Regions from separate parts of the Homo sapiens genome. Here region 1 is linked to region 2. Evidence: chromatin loops called from intact Hi-C (ENCODE). Cell type or tissue: PC-9. All regions are shown on one strand. Links, peaks and the distances in the headings refer to the core of each region. The heading gives the core; the rest is flanking DNA. Region 1 overlaps ZBED4 (zinc finger BED-type containing 4). Region 2 overlaps BRD1 (bromodomain containing 1).

Region 1 (15,939 bases), core at 4,599-12,598, 79 kb after region 2:
AGACGATGGGCATCGACACCATGCTGCGCTCTCTGAAGGAGGCCATGGTGAGCCGCCTGTCTGCCACCCTCCACGACCCGCGGTACGTCTTCGCCACGCTGCTGGATCCTCGCTACAAGGCCTCCCTGTTTACGGAGGAGGAGGCGGAGCAGTACAAACAGGATTTAATCAGGGAACTCGAACTCATGAATTCTACCTCAGAGGACGTGGCTGCCTCCCACAGGTGTGATGCTGGCTCCCCGTCGAAAGACTCTGCCGCAGAGGAGAACCTGTGGTCACTTGTGGCCAAGGTGAAGAAGAAAGACCCAAGAGAAAAGCTGCCTGAAGCCATGGTGCTTGCGTATCTGGAGGAGGAGGTGCTTGAACACAGCTGTGACCCGCTCACCTACTGGAACCTGAAGAAGGCGTCCTGGCCGGGGCTGTCCGCGCTGGCCGTCAGATTTTTGGGCTGCCCCCCAAGCATCGTCCCTTCAGAAAAGCTGTTCAACACACCCACTGAGAACGGTAGCCTTGGCCAATCCAGGCTCATGATGGAACATTTTGAAAAACTTATCTTTTTGAAAGTGAATCTTCCCTTAATATACTTTCAGTATTGAAACTCACGACGGCACCACTAGGCCAGAGGCGTGGCTGCCCCAGCGTTAGCAGCCTGTACCAGGTCTATGACCCGCTCTGCCCACGGCTGTGTACGACATCAGACCAGGCACTCTCAGGGCCGCTCTCCAGCTCACCACAGTGTCTCCACGTGCCTTACCCCTTCTCCTTCAGGCCAAGTTTCGCGGGGTGTTTTATTAAGACGTCCACTAGAAATAGCTTGTCCTGTCAACTATGAAATATGGTGACTAGATTTTAATTCATAACCGTAAAGTTTTTTAAAGTTTTGGGTTAGTAATTTGTTTTACTAGAATGACAAAGAAGATGTAAACCATTTTATTCTGTAGGCTTTTTACTCAATTATGTACAAACCACAAATCAGGTACTGTATTTTAGTGAAGCATTGCTTTAATTGCAACAGAATAGCTTTTGTGGCTATCAAATGAAATCTGTAAATAGGAGGTGGAGGGCAAGCCATCCTGACTGAGCAGTTTTTAACCGCAGGTTCTAAAGTGTCCCGCGGAGTACAGATAATATTCTGGAAGGTAACTGTTTACTACGACAGAGACGTGGCATTTGGAAACGAAACTTAGATGTTTCATGGAGCTTATTTTGAGAACTTTCCCATTTCAGGTTTCTGCATTCAGGCTTTACATGGTCAGTTAACTCAGAGATACCCCAGCTGTTTATCATCAGCTCCTCTGAAATGTGATCCCTTTGTAACTGTGCTCATCACTTCGCCAGTGCGTTCAATGACACGCTGATGGCAGGTGGTCCCTGCTGAAACCCCCACGCCTCCGCTTCAGCATCTCCACGCTCTGAAGCTGTCTTTCAAAATGTGTGCACTGACCCCCTTGTTTGATCAAATTTGTGTAAAATTTTTTTAGAAGAGATGGCTTATTAACAGGGAAGAAGCTTGTTATATTCCAGTTGTAAGAATAGCCTTAGTGTTTAGATTTTTTTATGATAGGGAAGATGCGGCCATCACTGGGATATTTTCAAATCCCAAGGACATCAGAGTGAAGTGTCAGTTGTCAGATGATTTTAAAAGTTATGTCTTCAGAGAAAAAAAGATTCATTTTCTCATTTTAAACCAATTAAATATTCTGAGTGAGACTAATCACTCATTTGCCTACGACCTTTTAGAAAAGTTGTTTTGTTGAAATACTGTACGTACGCTTAATCTAAATTTGCATTGACTATGTTTTAGTGTATTTATAAATGGTGAACTCAGTTTCTGAAATTAAACTTCTTATTTGCAATTTTCTAGTGCTGGCAGACACTGGCTTTTTATTTTTAGGATAAGAAAACAGGCATATTCTTTGTGGTCCATTATCTAGAGCCCATACTTGGGCAGCATTTGAAATTTCACCTTAACCCCAGACAGGGCTCCAGGGAAGTGGAGATGTAATTCTTACAACAACAGTTCTGATCATGGCCATGGTGATGACTTTCCAGGTCTCGTGTTCAAGTGGTGCCAGAATGCAGGAGCCGGTGGGCAGCCCTGAGGGGTTGCCTTGGCCGCAGCCTCTGTGCACGCTCTTCCTGGTGTCCTCTTACCCGGTAGCTGTGCGCTTGTTCCCGTGAGAACAGCCTGCTTCCAGAGTGCCCAGGAGTGCTGGTCAGGGACAGTGCCCGTGAGGCTGCAGAGGAGGTGGGGTCCATGGCCCACCCATCTCTCCCTCGCCAGCAGCCCTGGCCAGTGTCATCCTGGTGTAGAAAGGGTTGCGCACAGGATAGGAGGGAGCCACAGTTCTTGCTTAGCTGTGCTCACGACCAGCTTGCAGTCCTGTGTTTCTTAAGATTGTATTTGGAATGGTAATATCCTTAGAATTTTGGGATATTGAGCTTCATGGATTTTCTCTCCAAAACAAGCCAGCACAACTAACTGTAGCAGAATTGTATCCACTCATTCATTCAACTGAGATGAAGTGCCCTCCCTTTTCCAGGGCCTGGGCTAGTTCCTGGAATGCAACAGAGATTTCCGTGGACACAGTCTCTAGTCTCACAGAGCATATAGTCTAGTCCACGATTGGCAAGCTGCAACCACAGACCCAGTCCGGCACTCTGCCCATTTTTCTAAGTGAAATTTTCTTGGAATACAGTCACAGCTGTTTTTTTAACATGGTGTCTTGGCTACTTTCAGGCTGCGACGGGAGAACTGAATAGTTGTGACAGAGACCACAGGCCCACTGAAAGGGACAAACAGGGCTGAAAATACTCACTGTTTGGCCCTTTCCAGAATAGCAAGTTTGCTGGCCCTTGAGCTAGCCTGCCTTTATGGGGTTTTTTTTGTTTGTTTTTTTAAGCTTTCAGCTTCATGCTGCTGTATTTTTAGTTGAAGTGTTCTGAGTAACAGTCAGTGTATAAAAGGGGATTGCAGAAAAAAATGAGGGCTTGCTTTACTCAACAGAAAATATGGCCCTTCCTGAATGACACTAGGAGAGTCATTTTATCTCATACATTCCCTTCATTTCGTTGGTGGACATTTGTTGAAACCGGCACTCAATGGTCAAACCGTCTCTGCCCTCCAGTTGCTGACAGTCCTGCAGGAAGATGGACAAGAGGCCCAGTGCTGACAGTCACACGACTCTCACTACTTGAATGAGGGGACTGTGGGTGCAACTAGAAAATATGTTGATTCTTAGCCATTCCCACCTTGCCTCTCCGTTCAGAACCCCAGCTGCGAGCTGTTTGTTTCCCTGCCTGGAAATGATGTTTTAGGCAGGTTCCTTAATTTCTCAGGTCTGTCTCAGATAATAAAAAGCTCTTTGTATGAGCCTCAGAACTGTCTCTTCAGTGAATGAAATTACCAGTCATTATACGAAGGGACTTTAAAAAATTTGTGGAAATACTGAAGTAAAAGATGATAAAAAAATAAAAACTTTATTTCTTGGCTGGGCACAGTGGCTTATGTTTGTAATCCCAGTACTTTGGGAGGCTGAGGTGGGAGGACTGCTTGAGGCCAGGAGTTCAAGAAATTAGCCAGGTTTGGTAGTGCATGCCTGTAGTCCCAGCTACTTGGGAGGCAGAGGGAGGAGGATTACTTGAGCCCAGGAGTTTGAGGTTGCAGTGAGCTGTGATCACACCACTGCACTCTAGCCTGGACAACAGAGCAAGATCCTCTCTCTTAAAACCACCAACAATGACAACAACAAAACAACATTTTTATTTCTCAATGTAAGCTCCATCAAGATCAAGATACTTTTGTAAGCTGTGACACCAGCCATTTAGTCCACCTCTAAAGAATTGCAGGCTCTGGGAATTTAACCATGTCAGTGCAGCCTTTTTAACATTATTAACGGAAGAAAAAATGAGTGCTTTTAAAGATTTTTTAAAATGAGGAAACAAAGTCAGAAGGAGCAAAATCGGGACTGTAAGGTGGATGCCTAATGATTTCCCAACAAAACTCTTGAAGAATTGCCCTTATTTGATGAGAAGAATGAGCCAGGAGCATTGTCATCGTGGAGAAAGACACTGATGAGGCTTTCCTGGGTGTGTTTTTGCTAAAGCTTCGGCTAACTTTCTCAAAACACTCTCATAATAAGATGTTATTGTGGCCAGATGCGGTGGCTCACGCCTGTAATCCCAGCACTTTGGGAGGCTGAGGTGGGCAGATCACGAGGTCAGGAAATCGAGACCATCCTGGCTAACATGGTGAAACCCCGTCCCGTCTCCACTAAAAATACAAAAAATTAGCTGGGCGTGGTGGCAGGCACCTCTAGTCCCAGCTACTCCAGCTACTCGGAAGGCTGAGGCAGGAGAATGGCGTGAACCTGGGAGGCAGAGCTTGCAGCTAGCTGAGATTGTGCCACTGCACTCCAGCCTGGGCGACAGAGCGAGACTCCATCTCAAAAAAAAAAAAAAAATGTTCTTTGGCCCTCCAGAAAGTCAACAAGCAAAATGCATTGAGCATCCCAAGAAACTGTTGCCATGACCTTACTTTGACTTGTCCACATTTGCCTTGACTAGGCCACTTCTACCTCTTGGTAGCCATTGCTTTGATTGTGGTTTGTCTTCAGGATGGTACTGGTAAAGTCCTGTTCCATCTCCTGTTATAATTCAAGGAAATGCTTCAGGGTCTTGATGCCACTTGTTTAAAATTTCCATTGAAAGCTCTGCTCTTGTCTGCAGCTGATCTGGGCACAACGGTTTTGGCACCCATCGAGTGGAAAGCTTGCTCAACTTCAATTTTGAACCAGTTGAGATGTCTGTGGTCTTGGCTATTGTTCTGTTAATCGTCAGTCCTCTTTAATCAGAGCATGAACAAGATCAATATTTTCCTTGCAAATTGATGTGGATGGTCTGCCACTGTGGTCTTCATCTCCAATGTTGTCTTGATCCTTCTTAAAACGAGGTATCTATGTGTATACTGCTGACTTCTTTAGGGCACTGTCCTCATACACTTTTTGTAAAGCATCATGATTTTCACCATTCTTCCACCCAAGGTTCACTATAGATTTGATGCTTGTTTTTGCTTCAGTTTTTGCAGAATTCATGTTCTGCTAGGAGCCCTTTTCAAACTGATTCTTACTGCCTCAAACTAGATCTATTCAGGCATGTTCTAACAAGTTAGTATGAGTTTATTTTGGAGCAAAAGAATTTTGAAATGCATGCATAGTTTTGTCATAATATGCATTTTCCATGAACTTTTTGAAGACCACTCCTGCAATAATAAAACATTGAACTTCATTTAAAGCTAAAATTCCCTTCTCTTCCACTTCTGACTATGAGGCAGCAACTGCTATCAGACCAAACCTTTCCCAAGAACTATCAAGGCCATATAAAATATATTTTTAAAAAGAGCTTTTTGCATCCTGGCTAAAACAGTGAAACCCCGTCTCTACTAAAAATACAAAAAATTAGCTGGGTGTGGTGGTGGGCGTCTGTAGTCCCAGCTACTCTGGAGGCTGAGGCAGGAGAATGGCGTGAACCTGGGAGGCAGAGGTTGCAGTAAGCCGAGATCGTGCCACTGCACTCCAGCCTGGGCGACAGAGCAAGACTCTGTCTCAAAAAAAAAAAAAAAAAAAAAAAAACTTTTTGAAGACATCAGAGAGTAAGACAGCCAGGATTTGAAGAAACAAAATCCTAGTAAGATGAGACTTGCATAAAGGTGAGTCCTGTGTTCACAACATTTTTTCCTGTTGGGCCATTTGCTGGTGTCCTGCCCTAAGGCCTGACAGAAGGTGGCAACCAGAGCTGGCGTGGTGTCACTGGGCTGGGAGACCGGCAGCAACACACAAGCTGTCATGTTGGCCAGGATGCCAGGAGCCTCAGAGAAGTGGCCGAATTCCCAGTGTGCAGCTTCCCCTGCAGCAGGTGCCTATTCCTGGTTGCTGCTTGTGCTTGAGGCAAGAGGCTTGGAAACCCAAATATAGCAGCAAAAGGCTGGAAAGCTGAGACATCTTTGGGCAAGGGAGACAAAACTTGGGACTTCAGTGCCTGCCATTGAGAAAACTCTGAGGTTTCCAGGTGAGTCCCCTGAAGGGCAAACTGGAGAGGGACCAACCCTCACCAAGTCTGGACATGGCTTGAGCCATCTCAGCCTTGATTGCATCAGGGCGATCTGCCTCACCTTTCTGCTAGAGGAAAACTAAATTTTCTTTCAATGAAAACATCAGAGCTCCTATAACTTTACAGATAAACAGTTTGACTCTCATAAAAAAATTATGAGACACACTGAAAAAAAGGACTAAGTGACTGAAAAGAGAATCATAAGACAATAGAAATAGTCTCACAGGTGATCCAAATACTGGAGTTTTCAGACACGGACTTTATGATTTATACATTCAATAATATGGATGAGAAGGTGGAGAATGCCACCAGAGAGAATCTGTAAACGTGCTAATGCTGAAAAACACAACGATGAATGAAGAATTCCCTAGATGTAGTTAGTACCAAATTAGGCTTATAGATGAAAGGATTACTGAATTGGAAGACAAGCCAGTAGAAAACATTCATCTTGAAGTACAGAGAGATGAAAAGTGCCTGAGAGACACAGCGCAAGAGAAAAGACTAGCACACAGCTGACGGGAGTCCCAGAAGAGGAGAGAGAAGGGGTGGAGCGCCATTTGGATGAGATCACAGCTGAGGACTTTCCAGAACTGTTGGGACATCAGCCATAGGTGTCAATATCTTTGAACCCCAATGAGGATAAATTGAAAATAACAACCTGCACCTAGGCACATCATGGCAAAGTGCTGAAACCCAAAGAGAAAGAGACAACCTTAAGCAGAGGGAGGGAGGAGAGACACTTTTACCTTCAGAGGAGCAATAAAGCTGGCAGCTGACTCTCTAAAACAAATAGTTGGAATGGTGGAGTGGCTTTTTTTAAATGCTGAAAGGAAATAATTACCAATCTAGATTTATATACCCAGTGAGAAGATTCCTCAAAAGTGAGGATGAACTTAAGTTTTTGGACAAAACAAAAAATTGCAGAAACTTGTCACCAGCCAACCAGCCCTAAAATATATCCTGGAGGGAATTCTCCAGGTGGACACTTGATGTGGGAAGGAACAAGGAATACTCCTGAAAGGAGCAGAAACGGGAAAGCTAAATAAATAATAGACTGCCTAAAACTATCTCTTAGAGTTCAAAATACAGGTAGACTTAAGATACATGGACAGTAAGGACAAAAGGTGGGAGGGAAATAAAGGATTGCACCATCCTGCAAGGGGTGAAAGTATGGATTTCAAGTAGATTCTGGGCCAGGTGCAGTGGCTCACACCTGTAATCCCAGCACTTTGGGAGGCCAAGGCAGGCGGATCACCTGAGGTCAGGAATTTGAGACCAGCCTGGCCAACATGATGAAACCCCGTCTTTACTGAAAAAACAAAAAATTAACTGGGCCTGGTGACGCATGCCTGTAATCCCAGCTACTCGGGAGGTTGAGGCACGAGAATTGCTTGAACCCAGGAGGCGGAGGTTGCAGTGAGCCGAGATGGCACCACTGCATTCTAGCCTGGGCGACAGAGCAAGACTTCATCTCAAAAAAAATAATAAAGTAGATTCTGACATCAGACGTGATCTCTAGGGTAACCGCTAAAAGCAATAAACATGTTGATGAAACTGGACTAATACCTACTTTCACTAATCCCAAAGAAGGTAAGAAAGGAAAAATAACCAGATGGGACACATAGGAAACAGAGGCAAATGGTAGCTTTAAACCAAATGTGTCAGCAAGCATATTAAATGTAAGTGGAATGCAAACTCCAATTAAGTGTGTTAGATTGGATAGACAAAACCCAGCTATGTTCATTCACAGGCTTCACATATCGAGTCCAAGGATGCAGAGTGAATGCGAGAGGCCAGAAGCCAGGGCACCACCCACACATCTGCTACAGCTGTTCACATCTGACAGCACGGCCTCAGGCAGGAGGACTCATTAGAGATGGAGGGACAGCTCAGTGACCAAGTGGTGAGGTTAATGGGATGACACAACAATGCTAAACATAAAAGCACCAAAGAACACAACTCCAAAATGTGACTGGAACAGAAAGAACTAAGAGGAGAAATAGACAATCACAGTGAGAGATCTGAACACTTGCCTCAGCAGCAAATAAAGTGAGTGTTGTTCCAGAATGTGTCCTGACTGACCACTCCCTCTGGCCCCAGTGACCATCCTGCCGGACGGCCGTCTCCTCCCTGGTTGAGCAGCCTTGAGCAAGGGTAGCAGTGGGCAGTGTGTGGAGGCCAGAGGCCTCTCACGTCCACCCACCCCAAAGGCACTGCCCTGGGGGACAGCTGAGTGAGGAGAGAGGGAGACACCCTTGAAGCAGGGAGGGGAGAGTTGGAGGGAGTCACATGTGGGAGTGAAGCCCAGGAGGAGGAGGAGGGGCAGGAGCATTGCCGCTGGGGGCAGACAGGCTGATGGAGGGAGAGGGGAGGCTCTGAGCCCCAGGTGACACCATGCTGTACACATTGCTTTACAGCCCATCTTTCTATGTTAGTAAACCCACTTCATTATTTTATAGGGCTCTGTGGCTGTATTCAGTATTTTATCACCATAAAAATTCTCATTGGAGCTTCTGAGTTGAGAGGCAGAGGCATTTGCAGGGGTAAGTCTTCCCATCCTCCTGCTCTAACATCCACTCGCTTCATTCTAGTCGTTTCTCGTTAGGGTCCTTTGTAGGGATTTTGTAATTTTGGTTGGATTTGTGACAGGGAATTTTATTCTGCTTCATTTTAAAAGTGGGCCAGGTGTGGTGGCTCACACCTGGGATCCCAGCACTTTGGGAGGCCGAGGTGGGTGGATCACCTGAGGTCAGGAGTTCGAGACCAGCCTGGCCAACGTGGTGAAACCCCAGCTCTACTAAAAATACAAAAATTAGCCAGGTGTGGTGGTGCGCACCTGTGGTCCCAGCTACTCAGGAGGCTGAAGCAGGAGAATCACTTGAACCTGGGAGGCAGTGGTTGCAGTGAGCTGAGGTCGCACCATTGCACTCCAGCCTGGACAACAGAGCGAGACTCCATCTCAAAAATAAAAAAAAAAAAAAAGTGGTGCTGTAAGGAGAGTTTGTATCCTTGAGGGAAGACCATTTATGTTTACTTACGGCTTTACAATTAACATTTAGTTTATTGAGGTTACTAATTAAAATACTAGGTTTTCTTTAAACAATTAAAGAATTGCCTTCTACTTATAAATGTAGTGGATTTTAATTGAGTAGGACCAGTCACTCTAAAGGAGTCTTAATATTTGATCAGCTGCAGTTAAATGAGATTAGATTCACTCAGCCATCAGTCCACTTGGCAGTCTTGGTTGAGTTCTGGGAAGGGCAAATGCTGGGTCTCCTGTGAGCAGCCCCTCTGCTCAGCACTGTGCCCCAGGGAAGGGCCCGTGTCCCTGCTGGGTCTCCGCCCACCATCTCTTCCCAGTGAGCTGGTCCTGATGTCCATGTCAGCCTTTCAGTGACTGTTGCTGCACCTTCCTGCACAGTCTGTTAACAGACCAGAGGAAACCCACTGGTGTGGCTCAATAAAATAATTCTAAATATGCACGTGTCTCTTGCATGAGACTTCTGGGGTGCTGACAACAGGGCCCTGGGCCTCAGTTTTCACCTAGGCGTCATCCTCATGCTCAGGAACGTCTGTGGCTAAATCTCTCCCCGTGAGATGCTCTTTTTCTTCAGGAAATAAAGGTTTTTCCAGAAGCATCCCAGCAGACCTTGTTCGGCTGGAGTGGGTCCTGGGGGACCTCTCTAGTATCCTCCTATTGAGGTGGGTGAGGGAGGAGAGGCCACATGGCCACCTGCCCCCAGCCTCTGCCATGTCCATGGTCCCAAGGCCATGTGAGCCCTTATGCAGGCCCAGGTCCTGGTCCCCTGCTCCTCTCTGGCGTGGTCCAGCCCATTGTCTCTCTGCCACAGCACCCTCAGTCTCACAGCATCAGTGAAGTCTTAATATCTTTTCTCTTTTCCTGTCAACATTTACCTTGGTACTTTGTCCTCTTAATTTTTTTTATTATTTTTTATTTATTTTGAGATGAAGTCTTGGTTTGTTGCCCAGGCTGGAGTACAATGGCGTGATCTCAGCTCACTGCAACCTCCGCCTCCCGGGTTCAAGCAATCCTCCTGCTTCAGCCTCCCCAGTAGCTGGGATTACAGGTGCCTGCCACCACGCCTGGCTAATTTTTGTATATTTTTTTTTAGTAGAGACGGGTTTCGCCATGTTTGCCAGGCTGGTCTTGAACTCCTGACCTCAGCTGATCCACCTACCTTGGCCTCCCAAAGTGCTGGGATCCCAGGCGTGAGCCACCACACCTGGCCCACTTTTAAAGTGAAGCAGAAGAAAATTCCCAGTCAAAAAAAAAAACAATTCCTCAATGCTCCACCTACTCATCCTATCCTCCCTGCCAGCCCCGGTCTTTTTTGTCTCCATAATTTTTCCTTTTCTAAAATATCAAATAGTTGGACTCATACAGTATGTAGCCTTTTCAGACTGGCTTCATTCACTAATATGCATTTAAGATTCCCTCATGTCTTTCTATGGGCTAGTCATTCACTTATTTTTAGCACTGAATAACAGACATGCCACAGTTTATCCATTCACCTACTGAAGGGCATCTTGGTTGTTTTCAAGGTTTGGCAATTATGAATACACCTGCTATGAATATCCTTGTACGAGCTTTTGTGTGGACGTAAGTTTTCAACTCCCTTGAGTAGATACTGAGGAGCTTGATTGCTGGATCACAGGGTAAGAGTATGCTTAGTTCTGTACGAAGCTGCCAAACTGTCTTCCAAAGCAGCTACACTGGTTTGCATTCACGCCAGCAATGAATGAGTTCCTGTTGCTCCACATCCGCACCAGCACTTGGCATTATCCATTTTGGATTTTGGCCATCCTAACAAGTGCGTAGTGGTGTCTCATTTTTGTTTTAATTTGCAATTCCCTAATGACCATATAATGAGGAGCATTTTTGTATATGCTCAATTGCCATCTGCGTATCTTCTTTGGTGAGGGGTCTATTCAGATCTTTTGCCCATGTTTTCTTTTTTTTTTTTTTTTTTTTTTGAGATGGAGTCTTGCTCTGTCGCCCAGGCTGCCGTGCTGTGGTGCAGTCTTGGCTCACTGCATGGGTTCATGCCATTCTCTTGCCTCAGCCTCCCAAGGAGCTGGGACAACAGGTGCCCACCACCACGCCCGGATAATTTTTTTGTATTTTTTTTAGTAGAGATGTGGTTTCACCATGTTAGCCAGGATGGTCTCAACCTCCTGACCTCGTGATCTGCCCGTCTTGGCCTCCCATAGTGCTAGGATTACAGGCGTGAGCCACCACGTCCGGCCTCAATCACATTGTTTTCTTATTTATGAGTTTTAAGAGTTCTTTGTATATATTGGATACCAGTTCAATATATACTTTGTATATATTGGAGACCAGTGAGACAGGGTCTCACTCTGTTGCCCAGCCTTGACCTCCTGGGCTCAAGTGATCCCTCCTGCCTCAGCCTCCCAAGTAGCTGGGACTACAGGCATACACCATCACACCTGAATAAATTTTTTGTTGTTGTTTTTTGTAGGGACGGAGTATCACTATATCACCCAGGCTAATTTTAGAACTCCTAGGCTTAAGCGATCCTCCTTCCTCAGCCTCCCAAAGTACTGGGATCGCAGGCGTGAGCCACCACACCTGACCCAGTTCTTTATCAGATATGTGTTTCACAAATATCAAATATTTTCTCCCAGTTTGTGGTTTGTCTTCTTATTCTCTTGAGTGATTTTTTTCTTTTTTTTTTTGAGATGGAGTTTTGCTTGTCGCCCCGGCTGGAGTGCAGTGACACGATCTCAGCTCACTGCAACCTCTGCCTCCCAGGTTCAAGTGACTCTCCTGCCTCAGACTCCCAAGTACCTGGGATTACAGGTGCCCGCCACCATGCCCGGCTAATTTTTGTATTTTTAGTAGAGACGGGGTTTCACCATGTTGGCCAGGCTGATCTTGAACTCCTGAACTCAGGTGATCCACTGCCTCGGCCTCCCCAAAGTGCTGGGATTACAGGTGTAAGCCACCACACCCGGCCAAGTGAATTGATTTTTGAGAAAAGTGCACAGGCAATTCAGTGGTGAAAAGACAGTATTTTCTTTCTCTTTCTTTTCTTAAGAGATAGGGGTCTCTCTCCATCACTCAGGCTGGAGCACAGTGGTGCAATCACAGCTCACTGCAGCCTCAACCTCCTGGGCTCAAGGGTTCCTCCTGCCTCAGCCTCTCTAGTAGCTGGAACTACAGGCGTGCACCACTGAGGATAATGTTTTCAACAAATGGGGCTAGAATAACTGGATATTCATAGACAAAAAAAAAAATTGATCCGTACCTCACACCATGTTAAAAAATTAACCCCAGCCAGGCACAGTGGCTCACACCTGCGATTCCAGCACTTTGGAAGGCCAAGGCAAGCGGATTACTTGAGCCCAGGAGTTTGAGACTAGCCTAGGCAACACAGTGAGATCCCATTTCTACAAAAAATACCAAAAAATTAGCATATGAAAAGACATTCAACTTCACTCATAAGAAAAATGATGCAGGCCGGGCACAGTGGTTCACACCTGTAGTCCCAGCATTTTGGGTGGGAGGCCGAGGCGAGTGGATCACTCAGTCAGGAGTTCGAGACCAGCCTGGCCAATATGGTGAAACCCTGTCTCTACTAAAAATACAAAAAAAATTAGCCGGGCATGGTGGTGTGCACCTGTAGTCCCAGCTACTTGGGAGGCTGAGGCAGGAGAATCACTCGAGCCTGGGAGGCGGAGGTTGCAGTGAGCCGAGATCGCACCACTGCACTCCAGCCTGGGTGACAAAGTGAGACTCCATCTCAAAAAAAAAAAAAAATGATTGAAACGACACTGAACCACCACTCACCCCTCAGACTGGCCAATTAAAAAGGCTCGGCTCTGTGGGGTTGCAAAATGGGACCACCCTGTGGAGGGAACGTGGCAATACCCAATGCAACCAATGTGCAATCACCCCGCAGCCCAGCACTACCACACCTAGGAATTCACCCTGAAGACACACCTCAAACAATATGAAAGTACAAACGCACTCAGTTATTCATGGCAGGGTTATCTGAATTTACAAAATATTGGAAATAACCTAACTGACCACAGAGAGGACAGCAGCTGAGGAAACTGTGGCTTATCATGTGGTAGAGTGCCAGCCAGTGAGAAATCCTTGCATCGACACCATGGTTTCCAGGAGAGAGTGTTAGGTGAAAAAAACGGTGGCTGGAAGCTCACACCTGTCATCCCAGCACTTTAGGAGGCCAAGGCAGGAGGATTGCTTGAAGCCTGGAGTTCAAGACCATCCTGGGCAACACAGCGAGACCCCATCTCTTCAAGAAAAATTTTTTAAAAATTAGCTGGGCTTGGTGGCACACACCTGTAGTCCCAGCTACTTGGGAGGCTGAGGTGGGAGGAAGGCTTAAGCCCAGGAGATGGAGGCTACAGTGAGCTATGTTTGCAACACTGTACTCCAGCTTGGGTGACAGAGCAAGACCCTGTCTCTAAAACAAAACAAGCCAAAGTGCAAAAGAGCCTACAAAGAATGCTCCGTCTAGGAAAGAGGGGAATATATGTGTAATGTTTATCTTTACAAAATTAAACACATGGGAGATAAACCAGGAGACAATTATGCTCATTACCAAAAAGCGAGGAGGAGGTACAGGAGGGAGTGGCTCCCTGCATCTGTCTTCAGGGGCAGTTTTGACATCTAGAAGGATGGTCACACTCTACAAACCTAACAGGATGGGGGTGTGGGGTATGGTGGGAGGCACAAGACTGAAAGCAAACGGGAAGGATGAACCCAGCTGTATTTCCAACGAAGGCACCACTACACTGACGGTGGAGAAGCCGACCCAAGGAACTCATGAGCACAGTGCTTGACGGCACCCGCAGTTGTGGGCAGGGAGTGAACTGCACACAATCCCGACCTCTTCATGGTGGGTTTGTTTTTGCAATCCTGTGGCAAAGCTGCACTGGAGCTCTCGAGCAGGCGTGCACTGGACTCCCTAGCAGATGCGTGAGGATGCTGCTGTTGCTGGGGGCCAGGGTCCTCAGGGTGGAGATGGGGGGTGGGGGAGAACCGTGCAAGGTGGGACGGAATCCAGGCACGGTTCTGTGCTGTTTCAGATCTGTACACACATATTACATATGTACGTGTGCAACTGCACGCAGCATGCCTGTCCTCCCTAGCCTGTCCACAGAAAGGGCCTAAAGCTCAGGCACCCCGTGGCATCGAGCACACCTCGTGTCTAGATCCCGGTCTCTAACGCTGTTCCCCACCAAAGGGAGCCAAGACCCACAGAGCAATGGCCGAGGCCAGAGGCCCAAGAGGACGCCCTGCCATGCCTGGTCATGAGGAGGTGCTCGAAGGAGAGGCACGGCACACAGGCAGAGCATGGCAGGGTTCCCGCCAGCAAATCTCGTACACTTTGAACACCAGGATAATTAAAGACAGGAGTGACTCACAGACCACTGAAGTCGGGAGGCAATCCACATGTGGCCAGCGATAAAAGAGAACAAACGAGCGTGGATAACCAGTGAATACCTGAGACACACAGGTGGATGGATGGGGGAGGGAGCCCATGTCTGTGGGATGCTGGGGCCAGGAAGCCTGCTCTCCAGCCCTCACCATCTGGCCTCTGTGGGAGTCAGGAAGTGTCTGCACAGATGTTCGCCAGACGCAATGGGAAAACCAGGAGGCATCAGGTGGAGAGGCAGCCCCAGGGCACCTGGGCAACAGCCACAAGCTCTCAAAGAGCACAGGAAGAAATCATGTCTTTATGCACACGTGTGTGCATGTGTGGTATGTATGCATGGTGTGTGCACGTGTGCATTGTGTGCATGATTGCATTGTGTGGTGTGTATGCATGGTGTGTGCACGTGTGCATTGTGTGTGCACGATTGCATTGTGTGGTGTGTATGCATGGTGTGTGCACCTGTGCATTGTGTGTGTGCATGCGTGGTGGGTATGTATGGTGTGTGCACGTGTGATCATGCATGTATGGTGTGTATGCATGGTGTGCGCATCTGTGCATTGTGTGTGGATGCATGTGTGGTGTGTATGCATGGTGTGCACGTGCATTGTGCATGCGTGGTGTATGCATGGTAATGTGCACGTGTGCACTGTGTGTGGTATGTATGCATGGTGTGTGCACGTGTGCACTGTGTGTATGCATGGTGTGTGCACGTGTGCACTGTGTGTGGTGTGTATTCATGGTGTGTGCACGTGTGCACTGTGTGTATGCATGGTAATGTGCACGCATGCACTGTGTGTATGCACGGTAATGTGCACGTGTGCACTGTGTGTGGTGTGTATGCATGGTGTGTGCACGTGTGCACTGTGTATGCATGGTAATGTGCACGCGTGCACTGTGTGTATGCATGGTAACGTACACGTGTGCACTGTGTGTGGTGTGCATGCATGGTGTGTGCACGTGTGCACTGTGTATGCATGGTAATGTGCACGTGTGCACTGTGTGTGGTGTGTATGCATGGTGTGTGCACGTGTGCACTGTGTGTGGTGTGTATGCATGGTGTGTGCACATGTGCACTGTGTGGTGTGTATGCATGGTGTGTGCACGTGTGCACTGTGTATGCATGGTGTGTGCATGTGTGCACTGTATGCATAGTGTGCACGTGTGCACTGTGTGTGGATGCATGGTAATGTGCACGTGTGCACTGTGTGTGGTGTGTATGCATGGTGTGTGCACGTGTGCACGGTGTGTGGTGTGTATGCATGGTGTGTGCACATGTGCACTGTGTATGCATGGTGTGTGCACGTGTGCACTGTGTATGCATGGTGTGTGCACGTGTGCACTGTGTGGTGTGTATGCATGGTGTGTGCACATGTGCACTGTGTAT
Region 2 (15,939 bases), core at 7,099-15,098:
CAAAAATAAAATTAAAAAAAAAAGATTTCATCCACTTCTCATTCACTACAACATTTATCAGATTGAATATCCAAAAAGAAAACATGCTGAGCAAAGCCTTCAACAGTTTTCATTCTTTCTATGTGACCCCATCTGCACACAAGCTGACTTCAACCACATCTGTGTCAGCGGGCCCAAAACCTTAGACACTGTCCACTCAGACGCCATGGGAGAGGTGGGCACTGGTCCCCATGTCACCTCCAAGAAGAGAGACAGAGCTCAAGGTATAAGCCGCTAACAGGTGCTGTTTTACCGTGCTCACTAAAATGACATCAGTCATCTTCAAGTCTCCCAAGAAATGCAAAGTGCTGCCCTTGGGGGCACATGGAGCCACCAAGACCCTCGGCGCCTCTCATCCACCAAGGGAACCCAACGCCGCCTCTTCCGGCAGAACCTGGCTCAAGCGTGGAGCCTGCAGGAGAACACTCACCAGACCCAGAACTGACCGTGAGGTGCCTTCTCACAGGGAACCCGCCGGGGGAACTTTGCCAGAGTGACCCATCAGCAAGAGCTCCCGTGCAGATGTGGAACCCCTTTAGGCTAAAACAATCCTGCCCACCACTCCAAGGGCAGTCTGCATGCTCAGGACACCAAACGCCTGCCCACGAAGCACAGCCCTCCAAGGACAGCCAACGGAAGGAAGCCAGAGGCTGGAGAGGGCATCGGCAGGTGCACTGGGACGCTGGGCTCTGATCACAGCCCCACAGGGCTCCTCCTCTGCAGGCTGGGCTGGGCTGGACCTGGTCACCTCATGGCCTGCTGTTTTGGGAGCAGTCTGTTTTTACCACTTGGGACTGAGGCAAACCATGTGCAGTCAATAGCACAACACTTAACTCTTCTGGTTCAGTGAGTCTTTTTTTTTTTTTTTTTTGAGATGGAGTCTCACTCTATTGCCCAGGCTGGAGTGCAGTGACGCAATTTCAGCTCACTGCAACCTCCGCCTCCCGGGTTCAAGCGATTCTCCTGCCTCAGCCTCCCTAGTAGCTGGGACTACAGGCGCCCGTTGCCACACCCAGCTAATTTTTGTATTTTTAGCAGAGACAAGGTTTCACCGTGCTGGCCAGGCTGGTCTCAAAACTCCTGACCTCAGGTTTCTGTCCACCTCGGCGTCCCAAGTGCTGGGATGACAGGCATAAGCCACCGCTCCCGGCCCACACCCAGCTAATTTTTATGTTTTCAGTGAAGATGGGGTTTTGCTATGTTGGCCAGGCTGGTCTCGAACTCCTGGCCTCAGCCTCCCGAAGTACTGGGATTACAGACATGAGCCACCACACCCAGCCAGCCCTATCTCTTAAAAAAGAAAGAAAGAAAGATTCTGTTTGTTTTTATTTCTTCTGACCCATGAGATGTGAGAAAAAATTCTGACCTCATCACAACAAGCCACCATCTTCTCCAGAGTCAGGGCTTCTGGAAATGTCAACAGCCCACAAGTTGTGAGCAAAAAGGCTTTGATGAAAATGCTTTAAAAACTTAAGAGCCAGATGCAGAGGTGTGCGTCTGTGACCCCAACTACTTGGGAGGCTGAGGGAGCTCATGTGAGCAAGAGGCTGAAAACCCCAAAATTAGAGTGAGGAAGAGCATGGAAGAGCAGCTTCCCAGCTGAGGCGATGAGCACCCCCACTCAACTCGGACAGAAGAGTTAAGGGGAAACAGACCTCAGATAAGAAAACTAAGCAAAGACATACATATGACAACCACAGAAAGCAGTCCCTGAGGGCTGGGTGGACTGAGATGCCGGCAATACGGGCAAGATGAAGGAGGCCTGGGGGCAGCAGCCGCAATGCCCACCTCAGGGATGACTGCAGACAAGTCAGAACCCACACTAGGAGCCGGGCGCGGTAGCTCACGCCTATAATCCCAGCACTTTGGGAGGCCGAGGCGGGCGGATCACCTGAGGTCAGCAGTTCGTGACCAGCCTGGCCAACATGGTGAAACCCCGTCGCTACTAAAAATACAAAAATTAGCCGGGTGTGGTGGTGCGTGCCTACAATCCCAGCTACTCGGGAGGCTGAGGTGGGAGAATCGCTTGAGCCCGGGAAGCGGACGTTGCAATGAGCCAAGATCGCACCATTGCACTCCAGCCTGAGGAACAAGAGCGAGACTTTGTCTCAAAAAAAAAAAAAAAAGAACCCACACCAGGGAAAAGAACCCCGGAAATGAGGGAGGTCACCAGAGTTCCAACATCAAGTATTCCTTGGATTTTTGTTAAGCCCAGTCTACATGCTGACACATAAATACTTTACCATGGGACCCACTAAATGCACTAGGGAACGTATGGATAGGAAGACCAATATTGTTAAGATGTCAATACCACCGAAAGTGATCTACAGATCCAATGCAATTCCTATCAAAATACCAATGATGTCTTTTGCAGAAATAGGAAAATCCACCCTAAAATTCATATGGAAACTCAAGGAACACCCAACAGCCAAATCACCTTGAAAAAGCTGTAAAAGTCACGCTTCCTGACTTCAGAACTTACCACAAAGCTACGGTCATCAAAACAGTGCGGTGCTGACGAAAGGACACACATATAGACCATGGGAATAGCAGAGAACCCTGAAGCGAACCCTCCCGTATCCAGCAGAGACTGTTGACAAGGGTGCCAAGACCATTCAGAGGGGAAAAGACAGTCTTTTCAGCAGATGGCACCAGGACAAGTGGATATGGCCATGCAAAAGAATGTGAAGTTGGACCTTGCCTCATTTCACACACAAAAATTAACTCAAAATCGAAGACCTAGACATAAGACCTAAAACTATAAATCTCTTAAAACAGAAGGGAAAAGCTTCATGACACTGGATTTGGCAATGATTTCTTGAATAAGACACCAAAGGCACAGGAAACAAAAAGAAAAAATAAACTGGGCTTCATGAAAAATGTTAAAATGTGTGCATTAAAAGACACACAGCAGAGTGAATGGGAGGAAATATTTTCAAATCACGTATCTGAAATGGGATTAATATCCAGAAACTCCTAAAACTTGACAAAAAATAATCCAATTCAAAACTGGTTAAAATACTCAAATAGACAATTCTTCAAAAGTGCAAATGCTCAATAAACACAGAAATGCAAATCCAAACTATGATGTCACCTTCACACCTATTAGAATGGCTATCAAAAAATACTAACAAAAAACAAAAAAAAAATGTTGGTAAGGATGTGGAAACCCTGAACCCTTGCGCACCGCCGGCAAGAACGTAAAAAGGTGTAGCCGCTGTGGAAAACAGTGTTGTGGCTCCTCAAACACTTAAAGACAGAAATGCCGTGTGACCTGGCAATCCCACTTCCGGGTATACACCCAAAAGAACTGAAAACAGGCTCAGATACTTATCACCCATGTTCTTCACAGCATTATTCACGATGGCTAAAACATGGAAGCAACCCAAGAGCCCATGGAGGAAGGAATGGGTAAGCAAAAGCTTATCTCCACATACAGAGGGTTATTCAGCCTTAAAAGGCAAGGAAGTTCCAATGCATGCAATGACATGGAAAAGCCTTGAAAATGTGCTCAGTGCAATAAGCCAGACACAAAAAGACAAATACTGCCTGATTGCGCTTATGTGAGGGACTGAAGAGGAGTCAAATTCATGGAGACAGGGAGTAGAACGGTGAACGCCCGCAGCCAGGGAGGGAGGAATGGGGAGTTCCTGTTTAACTGGGACAGAGTTTCAGACTGGGAAGACAAAAAGGCTCTGAAGATAGATGGTGGTGATGGCTGCACAGCAACAGCAATATCAAAGTGCTTCATGCCCCTGAGCTATACACTTACAATGATTAAGATGGTACATTTTATGTTATGTGTACGTGACCACAGTAAAATACTGAAAAAACTTGAATACAGAGAGTTAAATGGAATGTGCACCTTCCAAATGAGTAGAGGAGGAAAAATGCCCCCGACTCCAAAACAGCAAAACCATCTGAGTCAATACATCAGAAGAAAAAGTGAGCCGGGCGCAGTGGCTTCCGCCTGTAATCCCAGCACTTTTGGAAGCCGAGGCAGGCAGATCATGAGGTCAGGAGTTCAAGACCAGCCTGGCCAACATGGTGAAACCCCATCTCTACTAAAAATACAAAAAAATTAGCCAGGCATGATGGCACACGCCCGTAATCCTAGCTATTCAGGAGACTGAGGCAGGAGAACTGCTTGAACCCGGGAGGAAGACATTACAGTGAGCCGAGATCACACCACTGCACTCCAGCCTGGGCAACATAGCAAGACTCAGTCTCAGAGGAAAAATAAAGAAAAAGGGAAAAAAAGGATCATGGAAACAAATCCAAAATAGATCAGTAATCCAACATAAGTCAACAGTCTAAAGTTGCTAATGAAGAGGTTGTCAATCTGGTTAAAAATTTAAAATTCCAGTTTTAGGCCAGGTGCAGTGGCTCACGCCTGTAATCCCAGCACTTTGGGAGGCCGAAGCAGGTGGATCATGAGGTCAGGAGTTCAAGACCAGCCTAGCCAAGATGGTGAAACCTCGTCTCTACTAAAAATACAAAAATTAGCCAGGCGTGGTGACAGGTGCCTGTAATCCCAGCTACTTGGAAGGCTTGAGGCAGGAGAATCGCTTGAACACGGGAGGCGGAGGTTGTAGTGAGCCGAGATCGCGCCACTGCACTCCAGCCTGGGTGACGGAATGAGACTTCGTCTCCAAAAAAAATATATATATATATATATATGTAATTCCAGTTTTAAAATACCACAGCAAGGCTGAAGCTGGACATAAGGAAAATGTTCAGGTGTACATTAAGGAGCAGAAAGTGGGTACTGCTGACCGATCAGCTGAACTGAGGCCAGAGAAACACCATGACTGGAGTGAAGAGGGCTATGAGGGCTACTGGACCATGATCGAAGGAAGTGACCAAATTCCAAATGCGTACACACTGCCTAACGGGACATCTTGAAAATATCAAATGCAAAACCTCCAGGAGCTACAATGAGAACTGTTAAACCTACAAGCCTAATGAAACCAATTCACGCAAAAATAAATTAAGGATATTAAAAATGTAAGCATGACTTATACATTTGACCCAACAAGCTCATAGAGAATATTGCATCAAAGAAAGAAAGAACACACATATTCACAAGCACAGATGGACTATTTATAAAAAATGTATAACCTATTGGGCCATAAAGTCTCAACAAGCATCAAAGAATGAATGCGTACCATGCAGGTCACGTCCTTTGCCCACAGCACAAGCAATGGATATCAAGAGTTTAAAAAATTAATTTGGTTAAAAAAGAAAGAAAGAGAAAGAAAGAAAGCGAGCGAGCAAGCAAGCAAGCCCCACATGCTTCTAGACTGCTATCAGGTAAAGGTAGAAATTATCATATATAGGAAAACAGTGGCCAGACGCGGTGACTCACACTTGTAATCCCAGCACTTTGGGATGCCAAGGCGAGAAAATTGCTTGAGCCCAGGAGTTTCAGAACAGCCTGGGCAACACAGTGAGACCCCAGCTCTTAAAATATATATATATGTGCACATATAAAAATAAATAAAACTCCTATTAAAAGACCCTTGGTTAGGCAAAGGCTTCTTACATGTGACACCAAAAGCACAAGCAACCGAAGAGAAAGCAGATAAACTGGACTCCATCCAACTTGTAAATGTTTGTGCTTCAAAGAACACTGAATAAAACAATAAGATGACCCACAGAATGAAGAGAAAGTATTTGCAAGTCATGTATCTAATAGGGAGTCTAGTACCCAGAACAGAGAACTCTTATGACAACAGTAAGAAGTCAGCTAACCAATGAAAACATGGCAAAGATCTGAACAGACATTTCTCCAAAGAAAATATGCAAATGGCCAGGCAACATCTTCAGCCACTGTGGAACTGCAAAGCAAAACCCCCGAGCGATCGCTGCCCCTGCACCATGGAATGGGTATCATCAAAAGGACAGCGCCTGAGAATATACAGGGGTACAGCTGCCTTGGAAAACAATCTGGCACTTCCTCAAAATACTAAACAGCATTACCACATGACCCAGCAACTCCACTCCTAGAATATACCCAAGAGAAATAAAAACACACTACCTAAAAACTGTTACACAAATGTTCAGAGCAGCATTGTTCATAATAGCTCCAAAGTAGGAAAAAAACAAACATCCATCAAAAGATGAACAGATTTTTTTAAACGTGGCCTATCCATACAATGAACATTACGCAGCCGTGAAAAGGAATGGCACACCGACCCAGGGGGCACGATGGATGGACCTTGGAAACATGCTCAGTGAAAGAACAAAAAAAACACATTTCATAAAAGAACAAAAAAACACATTTCTATGAAATGCCCACAACAGGCAAATACACGGAGACAGGATGCAGATGGGTGGCTGCCAGGGCTGGGGGAGGATGAGAAGGTGGGAAGTTGGGGTAATGGCTAAGAGGCACAGGGTTTCCTTTGGAGGTGATAAAAATTTCTAAAATTGGTGGTGGTGATAAATGCACAACTCTGTGAACTAAAATCCACTCAACTGTACACTTCACATGGGTAAATTTCATGGTGTGTGAATGACAAGAGTCCCCCCTTAACCAAGGGGGATGGTTCCAAGACCTCCAGCGGCTGCCTGAAACTTGGAACAGGACCGAGCGCCAGCCTGGATGTTGGTACCTGCTACTAAGCGGGTTAAGGTGCAGGCAGCTGCACGGCGTGGGTGCACTGGACAAAGGTTAGATTCACGCTCCCGGCAGGCAGGACACGACAGGGAGACTGTGATCACGCTGCTCAGAATGGTGCACAACTGAAAACTTATGAACTGCTTACTGCTGGAATTTCCCATTTAATACTTTCAGACTATGGCTGACCATGGGCAACTGACACCATGGAAAGCAAAACCACAGGTAAGGGGAGGGTACTAAGTGTCTCAGTGAAGCTGACAAAATTCCCCCACGGGCGGCAGAACAGGGATGGAATGGGACACACCGCACAGGCGAATTCAGCCGGCGGTGCTGAGTCTCCCAATTCCTAGGCTATGGGTGGGTTTGTGGGCATTGCTATTTACATTTATGGTCCACACATGATTTGGCATGTATCAAACATCATCAGTTTTTAAAATATACTAAGATCTATAGTATTAACATATCAAAAATTCCTCTCAAAAACAGAAAAATCACACAAAATTTAAAAATACGTTAAGATTAAACAGTATTTGAGAGGCAGAAATAAAAGAACATGGATAAAATCCTATGGCAAGGAGCACAGTCTGCTCCTTTTTTTTTTTTTTTTTTTGAGACAGTCTTGCTCTGTCACCCAGGCTGGAGTGCAATGGCGCGATCTCGGCTCACTGCAAGCTCCACCTCCTGGGTTCAAGTGGGAGACTGAGGCAGGAGTCATTCTTCACAGATACTGTCCACAAAGACGATCCAAAAGAATCTTACAACATGTTGTATCCATCTACAACACATAGCTAAAAACAAAAATGCTAATTTTAAGAAGTACTATATTAACAAGTGCCTAGAAATAAATCTAATAGACTTTTATGGAGAAAACCATCAGCTTCTATTATGACATTAAAGAAGTCCTAGAGAGAGCCAGGAGTCGTGGCACATGCCTATAATCCCAGCTACTCAGGAGGCTGAGGCATGAGACTCACTTGAACTCTGGAGGTGGAGGCTGCAGTGAACTGAGATCATGCCACTGAACTCCAGCCTGGGCGACAGAGCAAGACCTTGTCTCAAAAAAGTAAAAGTAGTCTTACATGGGCAGCAAACTGGGCCACCTCCATGTTTAAGTGAAATTAACAGTGTAATTAACGGTGTAAAGAGTCCAAGCTTCCTAAAGGAACACTAATGTCGGGAGGACTCTAACCAGAAGTCTGACAAGGTGAAGCAGGAACTTTAAAGCTACTGCCCACTGTACACAGACGAACCAAGGACCTCACACGCCAGGACCATTCTGGAGACAAGGTGCCGCCCATGTACACAGACGCACCAAGGACCTCACACGCCAGGACCGTTCTGGAGACAAGGTGCCGCCCACTGTACACGGACGCACCAAGGACCTCACACGCCAGGACCATTCTGGAGACAAGGGGTGCCCTCCCAACCGCAGACTGAGGCTCAGCACAAAGCTGCTGGGTGGCCCAAGGTCCAGGTCACAGCTGGCCTGAGACCAGGAGGCCAAGCAGGCTGGCTCACAACCCAGATGACTCACCAGGCCTGACCCAACCTCACACCAAACAGCAATTCCAGGAGGGCTCAAGACTCCTCGAGGTGGCCGGGCACCATGGCTCACCCCTATGATCCCAGCACTTTCGGAGGCTGATGTGAGTGGATCATTTGAGCTCAGGAGTTCAAGACCAACCTAGGCAACACAGTGAGACGCCATCTCTATTTTTTGTTTTTTTGAGATGGAGTCTCGCTCTGTCGCTAGGCTGGAGTGCAGTGGCATGATCTCAGCTCACTGCAACCTCTGCCTCCTGGCTTCAAGCGATTCTCCTGCCTCTCAGCCTCCCTAGTAGCTGGGACTACAGGTGCCCACCACCACGACCAGCTAATTTTTGTATTTTTAGTAGAGACGGGGTTTCACCATGTTGGCCAGGATGATCTCAATCTCTTGACCTCGTGATCCGCCCCCCTTGGCCTCTCAAAGTGCTGGGATTACAGGCGTGAGCCACCACACCCAGCCTTTTATTTTTATTAAAAAAATTTTTGGCCAGGAGCCATTAATGGCTCATGCCTATAATCCCAGCACTTTGAGAGGCCGAGGTGGGCGATCACTTGAGGTCAAGAGTTCGAGACCAGCCTGGCCAACACGGCGAAACCCCATCTCTACTAAAAATACAAAAATTAGCCAGGTGTGGTGGCAGGCGCCTGTAATGCCAGTTACTCGGGAAGCTGAGGCAGAATCGCTTGAGCCCAGGAGGCGGAGGCTGCAGTGAGCCAAGACTGTGCCATTGCACTCCAGCCTGGGTGACAGAGTGAGACTCCATTTAAAAAAAAAAAAAAAATTTGTAAAGACTCCTAGAGGAAATACAGGGAGCAGCTTTACGGCTGCAGAGTGGGGACGAGTTTCTTCAAGCAGACCCAGCATGCACATGCCACATGGGGAAAGGGTGATAAATTTGAGGAGTACGATGAAATGAACAAACTTCGGTTCATCAGACAATAGAAAATTCAGGCTGCTTTTCAGAACCTTTACACACTGACGGGTGCACGAACGGAATTCCATGGCCAGGACTCGCTTCAAAACAATGGAATGGAAGGAATGGGAGAGGGGAGGCTGGCCAGGTGCGTATAACTTCTAAAGTTGAGTGAAAGAACAGGGGGCTCTCTCCAAAGATTTCCAAACTAAAAAAGAATATTTTAAAGACATCACTAAAAATGAAAAGATACACTCACCCACGGGCACAAGCCCCCGACAAACAGTGCACAGGCAGGGCAGGAGCCCCCGGTGCAGGCCCAGAACCCTGGCATGACACACACGCAGACCCCATGCCAGGTGGTGCGAGGTGGAGGACGCCGTGCCCACATCCATCGCTCAGGAAACACATGAGACCAGCCGGCCAGAGCCCTGAATCTCACCTCAGGGGACTCCTGCACCAAGGCTGGGGCACCACAAAGCCTGCTGCCCATCGCCAGGGGACACCTGCTCTTTTCACATGCCTGACGTGCATGGGCAAGGGCCACATCTGGGATCCTCTCCGACGGGGCAGGGTGTGCAAAAGAGGACGCAGCCCCAGCAACAGGCAACTCTATGTAGAGCACCTGGGTAGTCCCTGCTCTCTTTATTTTTGTGAATATTTTGTAAATTTGAAGTTATTTCCACATAAAAAGGTAAAATCAAGCTCCCCACCAGCCCGAGCCCAGGAGGTGCTCTCAGGAAAGCCACCATCGCCTCCAGCAGGTAGCACCTAGGCTGGAGCAGAGGTGATTATGTGTGGCAGTAATCTGCCCCGCTGTCCCCAGTAGTAAAGAAAACTTCACATAAATTTTCAACCCCACTTCTACCAAAAGTAAGTAAATATGGTGAAAGTGAAGAGAGACAGAAATCAGCTACACTGTGGTGTCTCCCCTCTGCTGAGAACATCTTCTACATGCCTGGGGTGCTTCAGGGAAGAGAACCCGGCCTAGAGGAACGTTGCCCCACAAAGCTAGGGGTGGGAATGACATGGTTGGGTACCCAAGTCGCCGGGGGCAGGGCAGAGCTGTCTAAATGGCCAGATGACTGTGGTTCATGGCCCACGGCCCTGCTCTGCGAAATGCTACCTTTAGTTCAGTAAATGCCAGCATCTTTAGGAGAGTCTGAGTGCAGAGGAAGGTGCGGTGAGGCCAGTGAGAAACGCAGCCCATGCTCTGAGCACTCAGAGTTTTCCCCAGCACAATTTTTATTTGCTTCAGCTTTTTCAATTAAAACAAATCTAGGCCAGGCACAGTGGCTTATGCCTGTAATCCCAACACTTTGGGAGGCTAAGGCAGGCGGATTACCTTAGGTCAGTCAGGAGTTCGAGACCAGCCTGGCCAACGTGACGAAACCCCATCTCCACTAAAAACACAAAAATTAGTTGGGCGTGGTGACGTGCACCTGTAATTCCGGCTATTCGGGAGGCTGAGGCAGGAGAATCGCTTGAACCCAGGGGGCAGAGGTTGCAGTGAGCGTAGATCACGCCACTGCACTCCAGCCTGGGCGACACAGCAAGACTCCATCTCAAAAAGAAGAAAAAAAAAAAAACTGTTTCCAGATATAGTAATGTCCATTTCTGTAGAGGAGAATCCCTCCTGCCTGTCAGCCTGCACCAGGAAGGGCTCTGTTGTGAGCTGCCAGCTACAATCTGCACTAAAACCCAGAAAACCAACAAAGTCACAGGAGGGCAGGAATGAGTCAGTGTCTGAAACGGCATTCAGGTCTGTTCCTCATACAGGAGAGCAGGCGCTCCTGCAGGCTGCGTCCACCCAGGTGCCCTCCCGAGCTCCCAGGCACTGGCTGGACCTGCCCTGCAGCTCCTCCTTCCAATGTGTCGTCCTGGCGCTTCCTTCCCGAGTGCCCGCCACTCCAGACCCGATGCAGGTCAAGCACAGGGAGCTGCCACCTGTGGCCTCATGGCCCCTGCCATGCCTCCCAGTGCCACCCGCAGCAGCCAACTCATGCACCCACACTGCCCGGGAGGCACCCACACAGGGCCTCCCGGTGCCACCCGCAGCAGCCAACTCATGCACCCACACCGCCCGGGAGGTACCCACACAGGGCTCTCCCCACTGGGCACTGAGCCAGTGTCTCCTGCTTCAATCCATGCCAGATACAAACTTTTATAAAAAATTAACAGCCAGAAACATGGAGGAAAAAAAGACTTAAAAACACAAGCCAAAGGGGGCCGCGGCCGGTGGCTCTAATCCGTAACCCTAGCACTTTGGGAGGCTGAGGACCACTTGGGCCCAGGAGTTCAAGGATGCAGTGACCTAGGATTGCGCCACTTCACTCCTGCCTGGGCAACAGAGCAAGACCCCGCCTCAATTAAAAGAACAAAACAAAACCTCTGCAGGTACCCACTAGGTGACAGCTGGGATCCTCACAGGGCCTACCTAGTGGACTCAACGCCCCCAAGACAGAACAGCTTCCCCACCCTCTGAGGACGGCTGTGCAGGTCAACAGCCTGGGGCTGCAGCAAGTGCTCAAGGGAGACAACGCCTCCCGACAGTGACCCCAGAAAAAGTTCCAGAATAGTGACATCTTTATTCCAGAGTCAACATACTACCCTCCAGCATTAGACTACAGACTAAGGCTGGGGCTGGGCGAGGTGGCTCACACCTGTAATCTCAACACTTTGGGAGGCCTAGGCAGGAGGATTGCTTAAGCCCAGGAATTCAAGATCAGCCTGGACAACATAGTGAGACCCTGTCTCTATAAAATAGACTAGGGCCAGGTGGCCTCCAACACTGCAGGAAGTGAGTCCAGGTAGGAAAAAAGTGCCTTCCGAATTCTGGGGCCCAAGGTGCCTACCCTGCAGGGAATAGTAAACAGACACTCTCTGGACTGCGGGGGCCAAGGCCCGCCACCCAAGGCCCTTAGCAGCCGGCATATACCACCTGTGGGTGACCTTGTCTACACAGGACTTTGCTATCCATCCGCCAGGACCTGAGGGAAGAGAACTGCCGGACCCCATTCCTGCCCCTTCTGCCACCATTTCAGACACCCCACAGGGACTCATTTTGGGGGTTCCCAAATGAGTTCCCACTGACTTCCAGGAAATCCATAAGCTGCTCTATGACCCCAGCTTGGGTGACCATCTCTCCTTGCCACGCTGACCCTTTTCCCCTGACCTCACAGTGCCTCAAGCTCCAGGAATGGCTCAGAAGGGGTGCAGAGCCAGTGGTGATGGCACGGTGGGTCAAGGAGTCACCCCTGGAGGTGATGTGTCTGGCAGAGGCCTTGGGGAGCTCAAAAGGATGGCACTGGGGGTGCATGACTGTTCATGAAGCCAAAGAGAAATAAAAAGAGGCAGCAGAAGGAACTTTCTTCATGTGAGATAGTTCAAGTTCAGACTTCCTGCTAACAACATCTATTAGGACATGGGCTGGACCAACTCATCTTCCTATGGAATACCAAGACAGGAGATCCAGACAAACTCCATCATGTGCACCAAGCCCAAGCTCAAACAATCAGCTGGTGCAGCATGTCTGCTGAATGACTGTGCTGTGATGGGCTAGGACCAGCAGGCGGCCCAGGGGCCCTAGACTGCTCTGTTCACCTCCATCCAACCACATCGCTCTGCACACCAGGCACCATCTCTGTAGGCTCACCACTAACAAAGGGACCGGTACCATCTGAGGACTGCCTTTACCAACAAGACTAAAAGATTTCTTGGAAGAATATCAATTCCAGGGGTCAATGTTTCTCTTTCTCTAAACATGCCTCACATAGAGGATCTCCAGATGCAGCTGCGTCAAAGACAACCAAAATTCAAGAGACTGCTCTGGATAACCATGCAAAACCCCTTAGAGACAGGGTCTCACTCTGTCACCCAGGCTGGAATACAAAGGTGCGATCACAACTCACTGCAGCCTCGACCTCCTGGGCTCAAGCAATCCACCCACCTCAGCCTTCCAGTGTTAGGATTACTAGCCTGAGCCACCGCACCCAGTCAACTTTTCTAACAGCTCAAGTCACTCTAATTTAAATGCATGAGGAGAATATCTAGGTATTTAAAGTTCGCCACGTATTTTCACCTGAGTGATGCTTCCCTTCCTAAGGCTGACCAAGACCAGTTCATCCTTTTAAACTCAAAATAAAATGACACCAGTGAAGGCGGGAGGAGCACCCTATCAGGGTGAAGGCGGGAGGAAAACCTCATTCGAATGAAGGTAGGAGGAGCACCCATCACAAAGCCTTGCCTATCTGAGGTTCTTGTCCGTGAGGCTGAAGTCCAGGCTCTCGTAGTAGAGGAGCTCCTCCTAGAAGATCTGAAGCAGTCAAAGGAACCAAACCGACACAGGCCGTCTGCCTGCTGATCACAGTCTCTTTTAAGACACTTTCTACTTTGCATTCTGATGAACCTAGGAGTTTTGTTAAACAGATTATGCGTGTATTTATCCCTCATTTCATGCAATAACCAAAAAGAGTTATCAGGAAACCCTGTTTGTCTTTTCACCCCATGTATGAACTCTCATGTGAATGAGTCCTGCAGTAATCCATGTTAAGGGAGCCCTAATTTCAAACTGGTGCAAATGGAAAAGACTTTCCCTTTTCCTTTAAGACTAAAGACAAAATGTCCTCCTGGCCGGGCTCGGTGGCTCACGCCTCTAATCCTAGCACTTTGGGAGGCAGAGGCAGATGGATCACGAGGTCAGGAAATCAAGACCATCCTGGCTAACATGGTGAAACCCCGTCTCTACTAAAAATACAAAAAATTAGCAGGTGTGGTGGTGGGCGCCTGTGGTCCCAGCTACTCAGGAGGCTGAGGCAGGAGAATGGCGTGAACCCGGGAGGTGGAGCTTGTAGTGAGCCGAGATCGTGCCACTGCGCTCCAGCCTAGGTGACAGAGCAAGACTCCGTCTCAAAAAAAAAATGTCATTCTATACAGGTGCAACTCAATCCGTTAATAAAAACTGATGTATGCTGGAGAGAGGAAGTGAAAAGAAAAAATAGGGCTGGGTGCGGTGGTTCACGCCTGTAATCTCAGCACTCTGGGAGGCCAAGGCAGGCAGATCACCTGAAGTCACGAGTTTGAGACCATCCTGGACAACATGGTGAAACCCCATCTCTACAAAAAAAATACAAAAATTAGCCAGACACCGTGGCACACACCTGTAGTCCCAGCTACTCGGGAGGCTGAGGAACGAGGATCGCTTGAACCTGGGAGGTGGAGGCTGCAGTGAGCCGAGATTATGCCATTGCACTCCAGCCTGGGCAACAGAGCGAGGCTTCATCTCAGGAAAAAAAAGAAGAACAGAAAAGAAAAAATAACAATAAATCAATGTAAGGCCAGGCATGGTGGCTCACGCCTGTAATCTCAGCACTTTGGGAGGCCGAGGCAGGCAGATTGCTTGACCCCATCTCACCAAAAAATAAAAACATTAGCAGGGCATGGTGGCACATGCCTGTGGTCCCAGCTACTCAAGAGGCTGAGGTGGGGGAGTCGCTTGAGCCCAGGAGGTCGAGGCTGTAGTGAGCCATAACCATGCCACTGCACCCGTCTGAGCAGAAGAGCAGGACTCTGTTCAGGAGATTCTCCTGCCTCAGCCTCCTGAATAGCTGGGATTACAGGCGCGCACCACCACGCCTGGCTAATTTTTATATTTTTAGTACAGATGGGTTTTCACCATGTTAGCCAGGCTGGTCTCGAACTCCTGACCTCGTGATCTACCCACCTCGGCCTCCCAAAGTGCTGGCATTACAGGTGTGAGCCACACACCCAGCCCTGCCTGTTTTTCAAAGTGTTTATTTACCGCTGTTATTATTTAATCATAGTATATCAAACTTACAAAAAAACAGATTATAACCTTAAAACTATCTCTTTTAGCCTGGCGCAGTGGCTCACGCCTGTAATCCCAGCACTTTGGGAGTTCGAGGCGGGTGGATCACCTGAGGTCAGCAGTTCAAGACCAGCCTGGCCAACATGGTGAAACCCCGTCTCTACTAAAAATACAAAAATCGGCCGGGTGTGGTGGCAGGTGCCTGTAATCCTAGCTACTCAGGAGGCTGAGGCAGGAGAATCACTTGAACCCAGGAGGTGGAGGTTGCAGTGAGCCAAGATCACCGCACTGCACTGCAGCCTGGGCAACAAAGCAAGACTCCACCTCAAAAAAAAGGGGGGAAAAAAAAGAACTATCTTTTTTACTTGAAATTTTAATTTTTTAAACCACTAGAATTATAAAAGCAGTCCGTCCCTGAAGGCAGATTCTGTTCTGTCCACAGGGAATAAGGAAGATCCTCTTTCTCTAAAATCTCTAAAACGCTGCTCAGATGGGGTCTCATCTCCCTTCCAGCGTGACTGGCTGGCCTGAAGCATAACATCCTCAGATGCTCTAGGTGGGTCCTACACCGGAGCCATTGGTTAGTGCACACCATAACCAACTAGACTCAGCATCCCCGCCCACGGCTGCACATCAAGAAGCTTCACCATGGGCCAGGCACAGTGGCTCGTGCCTGTATTCCCAGCTGAGGCTGGGAGGAGGCTGAGGCGGGAAGATCGCTTGAGTCCAAGAGTTTGAGGCTACTGTAAGCCATGATCACGCCACTGCACTCCAACGTGGGCAACAGAACAAGACCCTGTCTCTAAACATAAAATAAAAAATAAGAAGCTTCACCCTCATCTACACAGAATTCAAATGCACAGCTGAGGCCTCCTACATGCACCCAGGGGTAGTGCCCAGGGCCTAAGAACAGGGCTGCCAGATCAGCTGCCTCTCAGACCACAGCAAGGCAGTAAACCCGGTTTCAGGCAGCAGTCAGTACTGTA

What was found. Hi-C counts contacts between places; a loop is a spot of excess contacts. Peaks named below come from ENCODE experiments on the same cell type or tissue, not always from the same donor. Only the 100,000 strongest peaks of a DNase experiment are listed, where the experiment ranks them.
Region 1: it touches region 2 in a loop (2.2-fold over the local background); 2 of 110 quality-filtered maps call a loop at or near these places.

Annotation. Positions count from the first base shown.
Region 1 is chr22:49,886,583-49,902,521 of GRCh38, forward strand. It overlaps ZBED4 (zinc finger BED-type containing 4), which reads left to right. Exons shown (of 2, transcript NM_014838.3): 2 at 1-3,498. The coding sequence ends at 596. ALG12 (ALG12 alpha-1,6-mannosyltransferase) reads right to left here. Exons shown (of 10, transcript NM_024105.4): 10 at 13,647-15,939. Among named protein-coding and RNA genes, the nearest start is that of ALG12, 24 kb to the right of the region's middle. RefSeq lists enhancers at 1,701-2,202, 13,874-14,594, 14,595-15,314, 15,315-15,939. In PC-9, for the core only: no CTCF peak of the experiment used is centred there; no DNase peak of the experiment used is centred there.
Region 2 is chr22:49,804,850-49,820,788 of GRCh38, forward strand. The region is part of intron 2 of BRD1 (bromodomain containing 1); the gene reads right to left. It also overlaps the pseudogene LOC100420885. Among named protein-coding and RNA genes, the nearest start is that of BRD1, 15 kb to the right of the region's middle. RefSeq lists enhancers at 684-1,184, 10,570-11,113, 11,114-11,656. In PC-9, for the core only: no CTCF peak of the experiment used is centred there; a DNase peak (open chromatin) is centred at 10,912.